Linked DNA regions of Homo sapiens: region 2 is linked to region 1. The links are chromatin contacts, found by Hi-C or POLR2A ChIA-PET in ENCODE. All regions are on one chromosome and are shown on one strand. The core of a region is the stretch at or near the end of the contact, and the rest is flanking DNA. Distances in the headings are between cores, read along the strand shown.

Region 1 (3,504 bases), core at 327-2,826:
TCACTGGATGTTTTCATCCTCCTGGAACCTTCGGAAGAGCTCTGTCCACAAATACAGGCTTCTGAAGCTGCAACAGAACCCTGGTGCTGGGACACCGGTTCTGCCCTTCACCCCCTGTGGATTGGTTTAGCCCATTTTCCAGGGAAGGCTGGGGAGTGGAAAGGGCTTAATACTCCAGAAGCTTTGTGAGTGGGGGTGTGAGCCTGGGAGGGAAGACTGGAGGCCTCGCAGGCTGTGGGATGCGTGGCCAGATGGAGCATTGTCCTTTGCGGGCAAATGGCTTCTACTAGACTTTTCTAGGTGTGACCCTGGAACCATTTTTATCCTGGGGTGCTGACTAATAGAACAGATTCCTGGGTCCTACTTCAGACCTCCAGGATCAGCCTCTCTGCAGGGAAGTGCAGGAATCTTACATTTAATATCGCTTCTTAGGTGATTCCTCTGCACACTACGGGAGTGCTTCTCAAACTAGAGCATGCATGCACCAACATAACCCTGAGAGCTTACTAAACACAGATTGCTGGGCCCCACACCGACAAGCACCCCTGATTCAGTAGGTCCAAAGTGGCGCCCGAAGATCTGCATTTCTAACAAGTTTCCCTGATGCTGGTGCCGCTAGTCCAGGGACCACACTTTGAGTAGCACTGCAAGTCTGCAAACCCACTGAACTACGGGGTTTGCTCTCAGGCTGAGCAAAGTTCCATTTGTCAACAAACATGTACATAGCCCCCAGTTGAGTGCGAGAGCCCTCTATTCCTGGGCATCGTGGCGTCTGGGAGCCAAACCTTCTCTCTTAGGCCCCCAAGGGAACCTGAAGATGTTTGAGTTAATAATGACTCCAGGACGAGTTTGTGCTAGGACTTTCCTTGTAGAAGAGAAGGGCCTAAATAGCAGCTCTCAACTTTGAGCAAGATTTTAGAAACACTCCATTGCTGGGGAAAAAATGTTAAACTAACTAATGTAGTCTCTTTGGGTGTGGGAACTGGGCATCATCTGGATTTTTAAAGCTGCTCTGGGGAGTCCAATGTGCAGCCAGGCTAGAAAACCTAGCACAAATGTTAACTCTGACTACCATCAGTAGCACCCAGGGAGTGGCTAGAAAGCATTACATTGGGCCCCACTCCTCCCTCGCAATTCTGACTTCCATGATTCAGGGTGGAGCTTGGGCACTGGCATTATAACAGAAGCTCTCCAAATGTTCCACAGTGCACCTAGCGGCAGGGATCCAGGCCTGCTGGCCTAGTGGAAAGGGACTCAGGAGCACTAAATCCTGGGAAGGCTTAAGGGGCGGAATGAAACCAGAGACTGGGGCTGATTCATTTGGATCACCACAGTAAATGACAATGGTAAAGCAAGTCACAATTGTGTAAAGCAGTTTTGTGAAGTGCAATCAGAACAGATTTCTTGTTCTTACCCCATAAACAACTCAAACTCTCTTCCTTGCTGGCCTGAGCAGGAATTCGTTGGAAGGGAAGATAGAAGCTTCCTCTGCAGACTTCAGACGTGCCTCCTCTGGGATGCACACAGCAAGGGGTGCCCTTGCCAGGCATAAAGCCCTGTGCAACTGGGTTTCTACAGCTCTGCAGCGGCCTAGGAGGAAGGTTTGCTAGAATTACTGCCCCATGTGACTTTCTTTTAAAAATTAACTTGCAGATCCCTGGGTGCTATATCAGCTTTCTCAACCTGGACATTGGACCCTGGAGCCTGCATTTTGAACAGACGTTCTGGGCAATTCCAATGTGCATTATAAGCAGGGAACCATTTACATGAAGGTTCCACCTACCTGAGCAAAGGTGGAAGTTGGGAGAGATAGGGCCAGAGAACAGAGTGGATAGTTCTTTGCCATCTTTGGTTTCCCCGAGGTCTCTGCTGGGCAAAGGGTCTCTCAGAAAACCCTCCCTGAAAGATAAGAGCCTATTTACCAAAATTTACATCTAGGTCCAATAAATGGAGCTGACTTTACCCATGCAGGGCTGGGTGTCAGACTCAGCTGTCTCTGTTACGATGCACTTTTAAGGCTTTTCTAACAGGATGAGCTAGATTACTGGCAAAGAAATGAATTTCTCCTATCTCCACATAATTCTAAATCTCCTCACTAGAGAATTAGACTATCTGTCCCATTTCCAACAATGACACATGTTGAATGGCCCAACATTGGCCAATGGTCCTGGCCTGCCATGTCTTCTCACAACAAATGTTCCCTTGTAACTTGCTCACTCTGGGGTTAGTAGGAATTTCAAATTGGGAGAGAAAGAGAGAGAACTGTTTTAAGTGGGCTGACCTTGGCCTTCCCAAATTACCTCTGAAGTTCCAGGATTTGTGAATGACCCAGAGGTCCATGATCCACAGTCATGCGCCATTTGAATGAAGCATGAATTTGGATGGTGTGCATCTGGAACTATGGAGGGGAACTGGGTCTCGTAGCTGGGGAGCACCAGTACCTTAGCTTTGTGGAACTTGCGACACGGTGGAAGTTCTGTTTCTTGGCAAAAAATGGTCATGTGGTTGAAGAGAAACTTTCAGCGGATATAGAAATAACCATCAACTTGTGGTAGGAGAATGGCACTGGGTGCTCATGGAGCTTTACAAGACATGTGAAGTGGGAGGAAACCGGGAATCTGTGTTAGCATTTCCAGTGCTCCAAATTCGGGATCCCTGGAGGTTTCAGAATCAGTCCTCCCAAATATTTATGGAAATAATAACAAATGCTTGTATTTATTGAGTGATAATTACATGCCAGGCAAGGGGCCAAGAACTTAGCACACATCATCTCCTGTGACCCTCACAGCAATACTCCAAGTGCGTACTTTTATGATCACCATTTTCTAGAGAAGGGAACTGAGCACAGAGTGGTTGTCCAGTTTCAACAAGAACCCACAGCCAGACAGCGGCAGAGCTGGGATTCAAACTGACAAACACTCTCTCCTCGCCCAAACTTAGTTCGTCTCCTCTGAGCCCTCTATTCGACTAGGCCTCAAATATGGCCCCAGTCCTGCACAGCAAAAATCATGTCAAGTCAGTTTAGCAAAATGTCTTCACCTTTGATCTCTGATCACCCTTGAAATCTGATCAATTTCCTCATCCCCCACCTTTAATGTATAAGTCCTTGACCTGCCTTTAGCAAGAATCCTGTTAGGTCAGTTTAGCAAGAATTCCCCAACCCTGGGTGTCTCCTCTTCGCAATTTTTCATCCACTGACTCTCCTTACTCTGCTCACTGACTATAATCCCCCACCTGTCCTTTCTGTATTCAGAGTTGATCCCCATCTCCCTCCCCTATTGCAGTACCCCTACTGTGATAGTCTTAAATAAACCCTGCCTTACCTTTTAAATAAGTCTCAGAATCATTCTTTCATGAACAGAACACAGGCAGTTGGACTCTGGTACCTGCCTTCTTAATCCATACAGTATCCTGCCAGACCAGCGCTGTCCAATACAACTATAATGGAAGCCACATGTGTAACTTTAAATTATCTAATAGCCACATTAAAAAGGGAAAAAGAAA
Region 2 (3,904 bases), core at 24-2,523, 200 kb before region 1:
GCTCTAGGCTTTGGGTTAGGATCAGGAATGTTCCATGTGCTTCATTCTGGAATCAGAGGTTTCACAGAGGATGTCTTATGGGGAATGGCAGAAGTACAAAAGACCCAGCCAAACCAGCAAGCACATTTAAAACCTCTGCTCACCTCACATTCACTTACATTCTGTTGGCCAAAAGAAGCCAAGCATTCCATCACTGTACAAAGCAGATGCACAACCCACTTCCTCTGCAGTCCCATCTCCACACAATGGCAGCTTACTGCAAGACCACCTTGCCTTAAAAACTTTTGCCTCTTCTTTCCATGAGAATGAGGTTGGAAATTTTCCCAAAACAAAACAAAACAAAAAAAAGAAAAAAAGAAAAAAACTTTACTAAAGACTAAAGGGAGAAACACAGAGAGGCTGTAGGGGATGTCCACCAGTTCTGCTTGTGAAGCCTCCATTCAGCTGGTAATTCCCAATCTCCTCTTAGAGAATCACCTCTCCTCATTCTCGGTCCCTGTGATTTGAGGGTGAGAGGTTACTGCCCTGGCCTGCCAACGTCAGGGGTGGACACCTGATCCATTCCTGGCCAATGGAAATACTGCTGCAAATCCTTGTCCATATGACTGTCTCTGGGCTGGTCATCTCACCCAAACTGGGCCAGTGACTTATACTAGGGCTATTAGAACAGGGATTCACATTTCTGGTGAGTCTGTGAAGCTTCTAGTATATAAGCTGGGAGCCTCTGGTAGCCATATTTGGTACCTCTCATACCATAAAGTGAAGCTCACACAGAGGCAAACAGGGCCAAAGGATGAGGCAACATTGAGAGAACATTGAGCATCTGGATCCAGCTGTGCCTGAAAGCCCTAAACTACAACAAATTTCTTTTTGGGGTAGGGGTTGGGGATAAGCCAGTTTGAATTGGATATTTGTCCCTTGCAACCAAACAACACCTTACTAATTCAGAAATAGAGGCAAAGGTAAGTAAGATGGTTGAGATCAGACTTGGGTTCAAATCCTGGCCCTGCCACTTAGAGCTGTGTGCCCTTGAGGAGTCTTGATCTCCGCATCTGTCAAATGGGAATAGTCATGCTGCCTTTGAGGTGGTTGTGAGGGTAAACCATATAAAACGGGTTGTCTGGGTCTGGTGAATGGCTGATGCGTATGCTAACTCGAGGATTCAGAAGCAGGCTTCCTGTCTGCCCTGGGCGAAAGTCCAGCCTCACAGTTTCTTTGCCCACAGATCCCACAAGTCACGCGACCTCCCCTTCCTGTTGCTCACAGGAGGCCGGGGTTGGCACGGGCTCCGAGCTCTGGCAGGCTGCGCCTTCTCTCCCAGAACGTCCCTCTCGCCAGCTCTCGCCTTCTCTCCAGGCCACCTCTGGGCCCAGCAGCTCTGTACCTTGGAATGCGGCTGTGCTCGCCCTGCAGACCGGCCCCGCCCTGCCCCTGGCGGAGGAGCTTTTCCCCTTCACAGAACTGCAGGCCCTTAGTGGCAGGAGACCGGGGGCCCTAGAGACTCCTTCAGCTTTCTTGGAGGGAAATCTCAGGTTCCCAGGGCACAGAGCAGCAAGTGGCACGCCCAGAATTCAAACCCTGGCCTTTGCCTCCATGCTGCTTCTGCCCTCAACTCCCTCCCTGGGAGCACTGCCCCACGTGGGGGTCACAATCAGGGGACATACCAACCAAGGAAATTTTTTTTTTTTTGGAGACAGGGTCTTGCTCTGTTGCCAGGCTGGAGTGCAGTGGCATGAACATGGCTCACTGCAGCCTTGACCTCCTAGGTTCAAGTGACCCTCCCACCTTGACCTCCCAAAGTGCTGGGATTACAGGCATGAGCCATCATGACTGGCCCCAAGGAATATTTTTAATCTTCATAGCTATAGACAAGTCAGCAGCTATTCCCAGCCCCTTCTGCACGAGAATGCAAGCTCCACAAGGACGGGGTTTTTTTGTCTGCTTCATCCCTACTGTGTTTCCAGAGCCTTAAATACTGCCCCATTCACAGTCAGTGCTTCATAAATGTTTCGTTGACAGAATAAGAGGATGGAGTGAATGAATGCATGCGGTGCTGCTTCTCCCTCTGATAAGTGACATAAAGTTCTATTTGTAAATATTTTATATGGCTTTTTTTTTTGACATAGAGTCTCGCTCTGTTGCTCAGGCTGGAGTGTAGTGGCGCGACCTTGGCTCACTGCAACCTCAGCCTCCTGGGTTCAAGTGATTCTCGTGCCTCAGCCTCCTGAGTAGCAGGGATTACACTCAACAAATATTCATAGCCCCCACACCAGGCTAATTTTTTTAATTTTAGTAGAGGCTGCGTTTCACTATGTTGGCCAGGCTGGTCTCAAACTCCTGGCCTCAAGTGATCCGCTCATCTCGGCCTCCTAAAATGCTGGGATTACAGACATGAACCATGGCTCCCAGCCTGTAAATACATTTGAGTAAGAAAAAGTTAAGTCAGTTAGAAGGCAAATGCTAAGGGAAGAGCAGCAGGGTGGTGAGTGGAAGTAGAAACAGCAGTCAGGTGGGGCCGGGATGCTGGGATTTAGGCAATGTCGGGTGACTCAGCTCTGCTGTTCCTTCCAGCAGAAAATTCTGTGGTTCTCAGAAGCATGCTCTTCATGGGCTGAAGCAAGAGGTGAGTTCGCTCTTCCCCTGTGTATTCGTTTCCTGTAGCTGTCATAACAAATTAACTACAAACTGGTGGCTTACAACAACAGAAAAGTATTCTTTTACAGTTCTGGAGGCCGGAAGTCTGACCAAGTTGTCAGCAGGGCCACGCTCCCTTCGAAGGCGCTGGGGGAGAATGCTTCCCAGCCTCTTCCAGATTCTGGCTCCAGGCTTTCCATGGCTGTGGCCCCATCACTCCAATATATCTGCCTCTGTTTTCACATGGCCTTCTCCTCTGTGTTGGTATCTTCACCTCTTCCCTTTCTTAAAAGGATGCTTGTCATTGGATTTAAGACCCACACAGGTAATCTAAGATGATCTCATCTTGAGATCCTTAATTTAATTACATCTGCAAATACCTTTTTTCAAATGTAATCAGGTCACATTCACAGGCTTCAGGGGTTAGGACTTACACATGTCTTTTTGGTGGCCACCGTTCAACCCACTATACCTGGATCTGGTCCCTATTCGGCACCAATCCCTGTTCTGCAGTGCTGCCCTCTCCAGGGAAGCCTCGCTATGTCCTGAGGCCCCTTGGGGGATGAGGACTGGGGGCATCTTTGACGGGGCCCGGGTGTGGAGCAGCAAGAGTCTTTCTGGGGAAGCGGCTTGCTCCCAGGCAGCCATTGTGGGGGCCTGTTTGCTCTGGTCATCCATTTCTGAAGAAGGAGGAAAGGGGCTGAACTGGGAGGATTTGGTCCTCAGGGAATTTGTTGAGGGCGGAGGCCTGCTTATCCACCTCTTTGGAGTTATCTAGTTCCTCCGTAGACTTTGATGAATATTGCTTTCTGAATGCAGTGCGGGGAAGAAAGAGAGGAGAGGAGGGTCTGCATCAGGCATGTGACTTGGGAGTCCCATAGCCTGGATGCCAGTGCTGCATTCACTTGGCAGATATTCATAGATCACCTACTATGTGATAGAGCAGCAGGAACACAGCGCCAGGAGCTTGCAGCCCAGAGAGATTAGACAGATAAAACAATGACAAAAACTGTGATCACTGCTAGAAAGGAAATAGACTGGGTGTGGGGATGGAGAGTGTCAGGCAAAGCCTCTCAGAGGAAGTGGTATTTGAGCTGAGACCTAGAGCTGGAGGAAAAGCATTCCAGACAGAGGGAGCAGCATGCACAAAGGCCCTGAGGTTAGAAAGAGCCCAGCTCATAAATGGAAAAATGTCCAGTGCTGGAATGTACTCAGTGGGGGTGAGAGTGGGAGAGGTACTGAATCCTACTGGCCTCCTGGGCTGTGGGAA

What was found. Hi-C counts contacts between places; a loop is a spot of excess contacts on that map. ChIA-PET counts read pairs that join two places held with the same protein, here RNA polymerase II (POLR2A). Pooled maps may share reads with other maps.
Region 2: a map of chondrocyte shows a loop between it and region 1 (2.3-fold over the local background). The contact joins the enhancer-like site here to the promoter of LINC00870 in region 1. A Hi-C loop is called at or near these places in 2 of 168 maps with a recorded cell type or tissue (chondrocyte and ovary) and 8 of 50 pooled maps. POLR2A ChIA-PET finds 5 or more read pairs at or near these places in 1 of 52 experiments (H1).

Annotation. Positions count from the first base shown.
Region 1 is chr3:72,149,329-72,152,832 of GRCh38, reverse strand. It overlaps LINC00870 (long intergenic non-protein coding RNA 870), which reads right to left and starts at 1,576. Exons shown (of 3, transcript NR_038221.1): 1 at 1,415-1,576.
Region 2 is chr3:72,345,485-72,349,388 of GRCh38, reverse strand. No RefSeq gene overlaps it. Among named protein-coding and RNA genes, the nearest start is that of RYBP, 99 kb to the left of the region's middle. Within about 2 kb of position 1,273, at least 10 of the 41 ENCODE cell types and tissues checked have a DNase peak (open chromatin) inside an H3K27ac peak, as active enhancers do.